Linked DNA regions of Homo sapiens: region 1 is linked to region 2. The links are chromatin loops, found by intact Hi-C in ENCODE. Cell type or tissue: mammary epithelial cell. All regions are shown on one strand. Each heading gives the region's core, and the rest is flanking DNA. Links, peaks and the distances in the headings are about the cores only. Region 1 overlaps TREM1 (triggering receptor expressed on myeloid cells 1). Region 2 overlaps NFYA (nuclear transcription factor Y subunit alpha).

Evidence for each region. Peaks named below come from ENCODE experiments on the same cell type or tissue, not always from the same donor. Only the 100,000 strongest peaks of a DNase experiment are listed, where the experiment ranks them.
Region 1: it touches region 2 in a loop (2.8-fold over the local background); 1 of 110 quality-filtered maps calls a loop at or near these places.

What each region holds. Positions count from the first base shown.
Region 1 is chr6:41,276,428-41,281,808 of GRCh38, reverse strand. TREM1 (triggering receptor expressed on myeloid cells 1) reads left to right here. Exons shown (of 4, transcript NM_018643.5): 3 at 656-848. Among named protein-coding and RNA genes, the nearest start is that of TREM1, 7.6 kb to the left of the region's middle. In mammary epithelial cell, for the core only: a CTCF peak has its summit at 2,656 (motif pointing left); a DNase peak (open chromatin) is centred at 928.
Region 2 is chr6:41,089,834-41,095,214 of GRCh38, reverse strand. NFYA (nuclear transcription factor Y subunit alpha) reads right to left here. Exons shown (of 10, transcript NM_002505.5): 6 at 4,906-5,011; 7 at 3,521-3,687; 8 at 2,130-2,303; 9 at 718-819. It also overlaps a transcript of OARD1 not described here. Among named protein-coding and RNA genes, the nearest start is that of NFYA, 20 kb to the right of the region's middle. In mammary epithelial cell, for the core only: a CTCF peak has its summit at 2,576 (motif pointing left); no DNase peak of the experiment used is centred there; H3K27ac peaks cover 275 bases.

The DNA of each region.
Region 1 (5,381 bases), core at 189-5,188, 190 kb before region 2:
TCAGAACTGCTTGAGGGAAGCACCTGTGCCTTCCTGGGCTCTGCACCCCTAGCAAATAATGTAGTTTCTGACACAAAGTAGGCCCTCAGGAGATGTTGCATTAAGGAATGAATTATGGAAGACAGAGGAAAGGGAAGCAGGCTCAAGTTCCCAGCACCTGGGGAATTCTAAGCCTGAGGAAGACAAGGTGCACACACAATATATTAATAAAAGATAACTTTTAAAGCAATATGCCATAAGCCAGGTGAACGAAAGGCAGAGTGAATCAAGTAAGCCTGGAATTATTCTTGGAGAAGGTTGGGGCACAAGAATTGGTGAAGAACAGAAGGCAAGTTCATTTCCAACAGTACGAATGACAAAAAATTCCTTTCTTCTTCTCTCTTTCTGCTCTCCCTCACTTCCTGCCCTTTTTTTCTTCTTTCCTTTTTTCGATTTCTGACTCAGGTTGACTCCACAGTATTTCTTTGGCTTTAGCAAAGGAAAACTTTGCATTTGGGCCATGCTCATTTCCCTCCTCAGCTTCATTTACCGTACCACCTACCCGTCCATCAACTCATCCACATTTTCATCCATACATCCATACATCCATTCACCCACCCATCCACCCATTCATCATCCATCTGTCCATCCATCCATCCAATGTGTCTTCTTGCAGGTTTTTCAGGGACCCCTGGCTCCAATGAGAATTCTACCCAGAATGTGTATAAGATTCCTCCTACCACCACTAAGGCCTTGTGCCCACTCTATACCAGCCCCAGAACTGTGACCCAAGCTCCACCCAAGTCAACTGCCGATGTCTCCACTCCTGACTCTGAAATCAACCTTACAAATGTGACAGATATCATCAGGTATAGTTTCCAGGTCCCTGGGCCCCTGGTTTGGACACTGAGCCCTTTGTTTCCCAGTCTGTGTGCTGAGAGGATGTGAAAGTGAGGGAAAGGGGAGGGTGGGGCAGGAGAAGACTTGAGTCACATTAGTCTGGGTAGAAATGTCCAGGGGAAGAAGGAAGTGGTGATGGAGAATAGGGGAGGCTCTCAGCCAGGCTGTCCTTCTCCCCAGTTCACCTTCTTTGTTTCCTTGCAACCTGAGTATTAAAGAGAGGGAAATGGCATCTTCCCCAAGTTCCAGTGGAGCTCATCCAACCCCAGGGGCCTGATGGGCAGTGGGAAAGCACTCTGAGTGAGGGGCCCTGGATCTAGTGTTGGCCTGACTAACTGAATGTGACTTTGGGTGAGTCAGGAACCCTCTCTGGCTTTAGCTTCTTTGACAATTCAGTAGGCATGGTAGAAACCCAAAGCTGGAAGACATTGTCCACCTAATAACTCTCAGCAGGAGCTGGAGCTGGGGCTAAATGCAGTATTGGTTTTTGCCTTATTGTTTTTTAAATAACATTGTTGCATGTGCCCAATTATAGATAAATAGAATCAGAATTTTTGCAGATGAGGTCCCTCTCAGTATTTTTAATAAGATGTTTAGGAGATTTCTAATGTGTAGGCAAACTTAAGAACCACTAACTTAGCAATTTCACACCTCTTTACAGTTATTAAATGTTGATTTATATTAGAATGTGTTTATCATTAAATACTGAATTATCAGGATGGAAATACTTTTCCACATCACCACTAGTCTAACATGTCTTTTTTCTCATATTCTCTTCTAGTCTTTATTCATGTTTATACATATTTTAATATGGCAGTAAGTCTAATTATACATGTTTTTATTCTTTTCCTTGCTGAAATTATTCTTTGATGCTGCTACCTAAATTTCATAAATATAATTTCAATGAGTGCATATTTTTCTATCAATTGGGAAAGCCATAACTTACATAACCATTGGCCTGTTCTTAGACATTGATATAGTGTTGATAACTCTGAGATAAACATATTCTTGCAGATATATTTTTCTTCTTTTAAATAATTAACTCGAAATTTCCATGAGATAATTTAAACACTGATATCATTTTGTATACAAATAGCATCTACCAATGGTCTTCCAAAAGATTGGAAACAATTTGCAGTGTGATCCATTAAGCATAAATAAAGCAGTGTCATGGCAGGCTTACAGACACGGATTTAGTCTTTTAAATCATTAAATAGTGTGAGTTAAATCACATTCCTGCTAAAACAAATGTGAACTGGTGCCTGCTCTAATTTCTCTATGAGTGTAGACTCCACCTCCATATGGGTAGTGGCAGTGCCTTTTTCCCCATTATGTTGTTTGGGGAACAAAGTGCTCATTAAACTTCTGTGGAATAAATCAAACGAATGATCTACTAAGAGTCAATTTTTTTTTTTCCTCTACTTTCATTTTGCAATACATAAGTTAAGAGAACATAATCTTTGCCCATATTCTTACTTTTACCGGAAGGAGGGCCTTAAGTGTAAGCTGTCCAGGTTCTGGGCCTTTTAATCAAAGTATTGGAGAAGACGCACAAAGTAACAAAGGAATGAAGCAGTGAAAGCAGGAATTTATTTAAGCGAGAAAGCGCTCCCCAGGGTAGAAGTGGCCCCACGCAAGTGGCTCAAGGGCCAAGTTACAAAGTTTTCTGGGTTTTAAGTACTCCACGTGAAGTTCCTCCCAGTTACCCCTTATCTGGATGAAGCATTTGGTTTGTGGCTAACTAAAGGCTAAGGTGAATTGGCGCCCTCTGTGGGTAAAGGGATGGTCGTCTCTGCTTGGCTCAGGGCCAATCTAAGACACTCTCCCTTTCCAGCTGAGACGTGGTGGAAGGGGGAGGGCTGTAGGGAGAGTAGCCTTTGATTCTTTGCTGCTGGGGCATGGGGAGATGGGGTTTTTCCTTTTGTTTTAGCTTTAGAAAGTTTATGTTAATTGGCCTTAGGTTCCCTGACCCCAGCCCCAGGAGTTTTCCTTTTGATCCAGCTATGGGAAGTCAGCACGAATCCATCCTAGATTTCTTGCCCCTAGACCTTGGTGTTGCTCCATGATTCAGCATGAATTGGTCTTACGTTCCTGCCTCCAGACCCTATTCTCCTGCCTTGCTGCTAGAGACTGCATCTCTCTTTTATCTGTTAACTTTATCTATCATCTAATATGAACTATCCTTTCAGCCAAAATCCAGTCTGGAAAGTGGAATCCACACTAGCTGTTTGAAAAGAAGAAGCTTTTTTTCTTTTTCTTTTCTTTTTTTTTTTGAGACACGGTCTCACTCTGTCAATCAGGCTGGAGTGGAGTGGCACGATCATGGCTCACTGTAGCCTCAACCTCCTCCCACCTTTGCCTCCCAAGTAGCTGGGACCACAGGTGCATACCACCAGGACAGCTAATACTTTTTATTATTTTTGTAGAGATGGGGGTCTCCCTGTGTTGCCCAGGCTGATCTCGAATTCTTGGGATCAAGTGATCCTCCCACCTCGGCCTCCCAAAGTGCTGGGATTACAAGTGTGAGCCACCACATCCAGCCATGAAACGAAGGAATTTAATGCAGGGAATTGTTTGCCCAGGTGATGGAAGAGCTGAGACGCTATCCTGGGGATGGAGAGGCACTGCAGAGGTAGCCACTATCACCCTATCTCTAGGTAGTTTCCCCAGAAGCAAGCTGTAAAGTCTTGTTAAAATGTTTTAGGACTAGGTGTTGTGGCTCACACATATAATCCCAGCACTTTGGCAGGCTGAGGTGGGAGAATCACTTGAGCCCAGGAATTTGAGATTAGCTTGGGCAACATAGCAAGACTCCGTCTTTACAAAAAAATAATAAAAAAATTAGCAGGGCATGGTGGCATGCACCCATGGTCCCAGCTACTCGGGAGGCTGAGGCAGGAGGATCACTTGAGCCTGGGAGATCAAGGCTTCAGTGAGCTGTGATCAAGCCACTGTACTCCAGCCTGGGCAACAGAGCAAGATCCTGCTCTCTTTCTCTCTAAAAAAAAAAAAAAAAAAAAAAGACAAAAAGAAAAATGTTTTAGGAAGTGATTTCTGGCAAAGCCATTGAGGAAGTGGGACCAGGAAGGGAAGGAAGCCAAGCAAGCGTGTCATAACCAAGGGGTATCTCACAGGATAACTCTGGCTCAGTCTTGTTAAGGAGCTCTGGGGACTCCTGGGTCACATTTGGAGTTGTCCCTATAAGGGGCAGTAACTGAGCAAGGGCAGCTCTAACCAAGGCCAAGCACATGAATTCCTGGCCCTTCAGGGGGTTGGTAGCTTGTGTGCAGCCTCGAAAAAAATGCAGATGGTGGCCTGTTGGGAGTGGACATGCCCCAGGAGTTCAGCATAGGAAAATGGTAAAGCACTCAGAGTGGATAATGCAGAGCACTGGCAGGAGAGACTTGGGGAGGAGGTGCAGTGAGCAGAGCCCGGAAGCCAGGACATTCAGGTTGCAGCACTGGAATCGGGGCAGATGCTGAGGATGCTGAGTGCGCCACCATGTGAGGGGTGAGAGAGATGCTGGCTCCCTGCCCCTTGCTGCCTGTCTCTCTGCCCCATCCCTGCCCCCGTCTCTGCCCCCTGTCCCCCACCAGTTGCTGAACTCGACCAGTCAGGCTTGGGAATGTAGTCCCCTGTGCTACAAGTCAGGGCCCTTGAATGGGGGTGGATTTCAGGCAAATAGGCAGTTTTCTGCTTTCTAGCTCCTTTACGCCGTTTCCCTCTTTGCTAGTTTGTGCATGTGGTTTTAAGTTTTGTATAGGTGGGTGTGTTGATTTTAAATCAATTGCTTTGCTTTATTCCTTAATGTGTTTGATTCTATTTCCTGGTGACTTTTCTTGGATTGTTTTTTTTTTATTTTATTTAAATGTTTAGTCCGGGGGAAGATTTATTCTGCTACATGCTATAAACTGTAGAAAAGCCTACACCGTTACCATGTTGCTGTCCAGATACTGCAAGACTATTTACTAAATGATCCTCCTGCCTCTCCAAGTAGCTGGGACCATGGGTGCATGCTACCACGTCCGGCTTATCCACTGGACCTCTGATTTCCTTAGACATTATGTTCCTGCATAGCACTGGCTCTGCATCTGGCCTTTGTGTTCCATTGCCATCTGTCTGTCCCTGTGTCTTACCATGCCACATCCTTGTGCTCTCATCTGCTTGCATGTCTGCTGATGGAACTGGCCAAGTGCCCTCACTCCTTTGCATCTTTTTATTATGATACCTATTGATGTTTACCCAGAAACCTTAGAATCATTTCGCCAAAATCTATAAAATTCATGATGAGATTTTCACTACGGGTGGATTCTTCTCGGTTTATAGGTGAGGAAACCGAGCTAAAGAGGTGAGATGACCATCCCAGTAGGCAGGGTACGGTACTGAGAATAGAGAGCGGGTTTCCTGGCCAGAGTCCTCTCTCCCTACCACATCACAGGGAGGAGGATGGGCTGATCAGCCCGACTGTCTCCCTCCAGTGCCTCTCCTGGACAGGGACCTAT
Region 2 (5,381 bases), core at 163-5,162:
GTAAGCACTTTGGATGTCAGTCTAAGTGCAAATGGGAAAGGGTAGGGGTTGAAGGAGCTTGAGCAGAACAGGGACTTGATAGGATAAACATTTTAAAAAGATCACACTAGGATGTGGAGAGTAGGCTAGAGGGGAACAAAAGTGGAAGAAGGGAAACCAAATTAAGCAGCTATTTTATAAATCTAAGCCAAAGAAGAGAGGATTAGACCAGGCTCACATCAGTTAGAAGGGAAAAAAGTAAACATTCAAATTATATTTGTGATGGGGTAATAAAACCTGTTCAATAAAAATAAAACTTGTTCCTTGAAAATTAAGAAAAGTGTGATTTTCAAGAAAGAATGAATAGTAATAAGTGACAAAGACGAAGAGCATCTCAACCCTCCAAGTAGCTGGGACTACAGGCATGCATCACCAGGCCTGGCTAGTTTTTGTATTTTTTTGTAGAGATGGAGTTTTGCCATGTTGCCCAGGCTGGTCTTGAAATCCTGGGCTTCCCACCTCAGCCTCCCAAAGTGTTGGGATTACAGGCATGAGCCACCAAGTCTGGCCTAGTGGTTTTAAGATAAAAGATAATCTAAAGAGACATAAGATTGCATCCAGTTTAGAGAATGTGAGTAGTCCCAGAGTAGGAAAATAGCAAGAGGACACTGCTGAAGGCTTCAACTCAAGTCAATACAAGGTAATAAAGAGAAGAATAAAATGTATATGTCTTCCTACCTGCATATGGGGACTATCCTTTTCCTTTGGAGAGAAAAATCGTCCACCTTCACCACGCTTCCGTGCCATGGCATGACGGTGCCGAGACTCATGCAGGTATTTCTAAAACGAGAAATAAAACCATTTAACTATTAATACTATCCAGAACCAGCACAGTTATCTAGTGCACAAATTCCATTCTCCAAAGTTTAAGACAGCTGGGATCAAAGTCACAAGGGACAATTATGACTTAGAATGACGATGGAAGCTTTGGAGAAAACACCTAGTAAGTAATATAGCTAACCATATATAACTACTGTAAGACTGTGAATGCTTATAGTATGAATTTTTTTTAAAAAAAATAACAGACTACCACCTACACTTCACAATATATACACTTTCCTCTGCTTTAATAACAGGCCAAATTTCGTTTGAGCAAATGAGTGTTCAGTAAAAAGACTTTCCTAGCATTAAAGTTTATTATTATTATTTTCTAGAAACAGGGTTTCACTCTGACACCCTTGCTGTTGGACTGCAGTGGCATGATCATGAATCACTGCAGCCTTGAATTCCTCGGCTCATGTGATCCTCCTGCCTCTGCCTTCCAAGTAGGACTACAGGCATTTGCCACCACACCAGGCTGGACTTTCCTAGCCTTATCTGCATGTTAGGTGTGATCAGGTAACTAAATTCCGGCTAGTGGAAGGTACACAACTTCTTCAAAGTTTCCTTGAAAGAAAGGGTACCTGGCCGGGTATGGTGGCTCACGCCTATAATCCCGGCACTTTGGGAGGCCCAGGCAGGTGGATCACCTGAGGTCAGGAGTTCGAGACCAGCCTGGCCAACATGGTGAAACCCCGTCTCTACTAAAAACACAAAAATAAGCTGGGCGTGGTGGCGCACACCTGTAATCCCAGCTACTCAGGAGGCTGAGGCAGGAGAATCACTTGAACATGGAAGGTGCAGGTTGCAGTGAGCTGAGATTGTGCCACTGCACTCCGGCCTGGATGACAGAGCAAGACTGAGTCTCAGGAAAAAAAAAAAAAAGAAAGGGTACCTTTCTTGTTCCCTTTCTTCCTAGGCTGGAGCCTAAGCAGGAATCTTGGACCATGAACAGCACACTAGCAATATTAAAGCAGTGAAACAGGTCTTGAGAACTGTGAAAATGTGCTACCAGTCCAGGATAATTTATCTCTGGACTACTTTTATGTATGAAAAGGAATAACATCTTATTTAAGCCACTGTTTGTTTTCGTTATTATAACTGCAGCTGCATATTAGTAATAACAAATGCTAACTCTTACAAAAGAGACAACAAGTATCTAACGTCAATTGTTTGGAAGGTACGTGAGAAAACAAGCCATATAAAAGATAATTTCAAAAGTAGAACCCTGCTATTCTCCTTTCCTATATCCTTCCCAATGTTATACATACCCTTCTCTCCTTTGGAATTTTCCCTTCTGCCTCTAGTTTAGCTCGGGCTTGCCTCCTCTTAAGAATACGGTGGTATTGTTTGGCATTCACGTAGAGAGGCTCTTCTTCAAGCATCTCTGCTCCAGGTAGAGGGATTCTTTGGATAGCAGGCACAGAGCCAGCCCCAGGAACCATCTGTGTGAACAGGAAACCAGAGCTTATTGGTGGCATGAAGTATGGACATAGAAACAGTTTCTTGGTTCCTCTTCATCCATTTTTTTTGTAAATGCCACAAAAAGTAATTTTTATAGGGTACTTGGGTAAATGCGGATCCCTGGAGAAATTTATACTAAAGATCTGCACTTTAAACAAACACCCCAGATGACTGTGTCATAGGAGATTCAGGTGCCACTCTGAGAAACTATATAACCATGCCCTAATTCATGTCCACCCATGGCTCTAGATATTTCTGCTGCCATCTAATGGTCAGGAACAGTAGTCATAAGACAAAAAAACAGCACAAAAATAGATAGACCAAGTGCTACTAAATGCCTATATTTATAAAAATAATAGTTAACTTATAATTCAATCCTAATTTTTCTTAAAAAACACCAAAACACTGTACTAAATGTAGGTAAAAACAAGTAACAGAGTCCTGTACCCCACAGCTCTTTCCCAAATACAACCGCTTTGAATAACTGTATTGAATCTTTTATAAAAATTATTTATTTTTCATTCAATTCGTAGAAACGAGGTCTCTCTACATTGCCCAGGCTGAGCTCAAACTCCTGGACTTAAGCCATCCTCCTGGATTAGCCTCCCAAGTAGCTAGGACTACAGGTGCATGCCACTGAGCCAGGGTTGGTTCTGTTTCTTTTCATAGCTTCCTCCACCTCTGTGCAGACTTCTGTTACTCATTCTTAATTTATGCATTTTAACATCCTATTTTGACATATGAGGATTTAGCTTTCAGTTACACCACCCAAATCTTCCTATCTTCCCAATACATTTACATGACACTTTTTTTTTGGTTTCTCTATCAATTACAATCTTTCTAATTTTTAGCTTATTTCTTATTTTGTCCATCATGGGCAATACTACTTTCCACTTCTCAAAGATTAGTATATAATTCCCTTCGTTATTTGAATTCTGAAAAGAATTCCATAAAATCACTATTTATCCATTGCTTTATCTCCAGCATCTAGAATAGTCCCTGGTGAATAGTCCCTGGCACATAGTAGGTGCTCAGAATGAATTATGGTTTGTCATAATGTTATTGTCAAAGTAGATTACCGACAGTGCCTTAAGGATCGATCTCAATCCCAAGAGGTCAACATAATAAATTTTAGGAGGCATCAAGTTGCATGTTCAAGAAAATTTCAAAGACAAAGCTGAAAAATACATTTTCTTACCATGACCATCCCTCCTGAATTGACCACATTGCCTGCCACTGGTAGTGTCACAGTGACAGTCCCTTGCCCACTGCTGGTTGTGTTGGTATTGGCTCCTGTTTGAACAATCTGTGCTCCTGCCAAACTGGCTGCTGGGATAGTGATCATGCCTGAAACAGGGACTGTAACTTTAAGAAAACAAAACATAAAACAAACAAAAAACAGGCACACAGAACAGAAAGAAGGGAACATAGTTAGTCCCTCTTCTATCTGGTATACACTCACCGATCCTGGCAAAACACACTGAAAAACACAAGGGGAGAAAAAGTACTCTCCCACTGTGGTGTGCTATATATAATCTAAGTAATCACAATCTTTGAAATTCTATTAACTGTCTAGGTCCCAGTTTTGAGTAACTCTATCCTTAGCAGTTTTCAAAAGGTGAAAAGGTTTGGAGGCCTCCTCTTCTACAGGTCAGTCTGACTACAGCTATACCTACTGCTCTTGTACATAATGAGCAATCTGCTTCAGGACAGAGATTTTAAAACTTATACTTTGTTTATCTCAAACTGACAATGAGTCAGTTGTAGTATTAAAACTTAAAATTAAACCAAGCATTCCAAGTCCCCAGACTATCAATAGCAGCACTTGAGGATTTGTTCACCATTCTGTTTGAGCTCTTGCCTGGGCTCAATCCAGTTCAGGGCCTCCCTGGAGTAATACAAGAGCACACAGTTAGTGCACTCTCTGGATCCTGTATATTGCAAATTTGCAATCACAAAGTCATGGAATCTAACAAAGATGTCCTTTTTTGATTTAACTATTTGACTAACAGGTGCTTCCAAAAGCCTTCAAGTTCAGTTTCTGCACTCCTCCTCCCAGACCAAACATCTATTATTTATGTTATCTATTCCTAGAACATACTTCCATGAGGGCCCTGCATTGTATTTATTTGTTCACGTCTTTCTTACTAGACTAGAGGCTCTTTGAGGACCCTTCTTAGTAAAAGTGCTGTATACATAATAGTCATTTAAAGTAATGGAATGACCCAGAAAAAAACATAAGCAGCAATAGCACTCTAAAGCCAACTTGATTTTTGATCTATTTCTCTCTTTACCAATGAACTCCCTATTTCTATTCTTCTGTTTAGAAACACTTCTTCCCTAAAAGCTTACACAATCCCTAGATTAGCAACCACTATAGAAACTGCTACACATGGAATCACTGTTGGTCACAGATGGTGACAAGAAACCAACAATCAATGGAGAGCTAGAGGAAATCTTTTTTTTTTTTGTCCAAAAAATATGTAGTGTCAAGTTCACCACTCAAATTCTAAAGATGTCAGTTGTCTAAGGGACAAAAAAGTTGCCCCAAAAAGTCCTAGGGAAGCTTATGGGTACACTTACCTTGCTGGAGAATGGTGCCATCTGCATTAACTGGTTGATAGACGATGGTCTGCCCTTCAGCAGTCTGTGCCACTTGCTGTCCCTGGACAGCAATCTGCTGCTGTGTCTGGAGGAAATAAGTAATGACACAATTCAACAGATCCCAAAGATACTAACAAAGAACGATGTAGTCCTTAAAAAAAAAAATTATTTTTTTGAGACAGAGTCTCACTCTGTCGCCAGGCTGGAGTGCAGTGCAGTGGCGCAATCTCAGCTCACTGCAACCTCCGCCTCCTGGGTTCAAGCGATTCTCTGCCTCAGCCTCCCGAGTAGCTGGGATTACAGGCATGCGCCACCATGCCCACCTAATTTTTGTATTTTGACGGGGCTTCACCATGTTGGCCAGGATGTTCTTGATCTCTTGACCTTGTGATCAGCTTGCCTCGGCCTCTCAAAGTGCTGGGATTACAGGCATGAGCCACCGCGCCCGGCCAAAA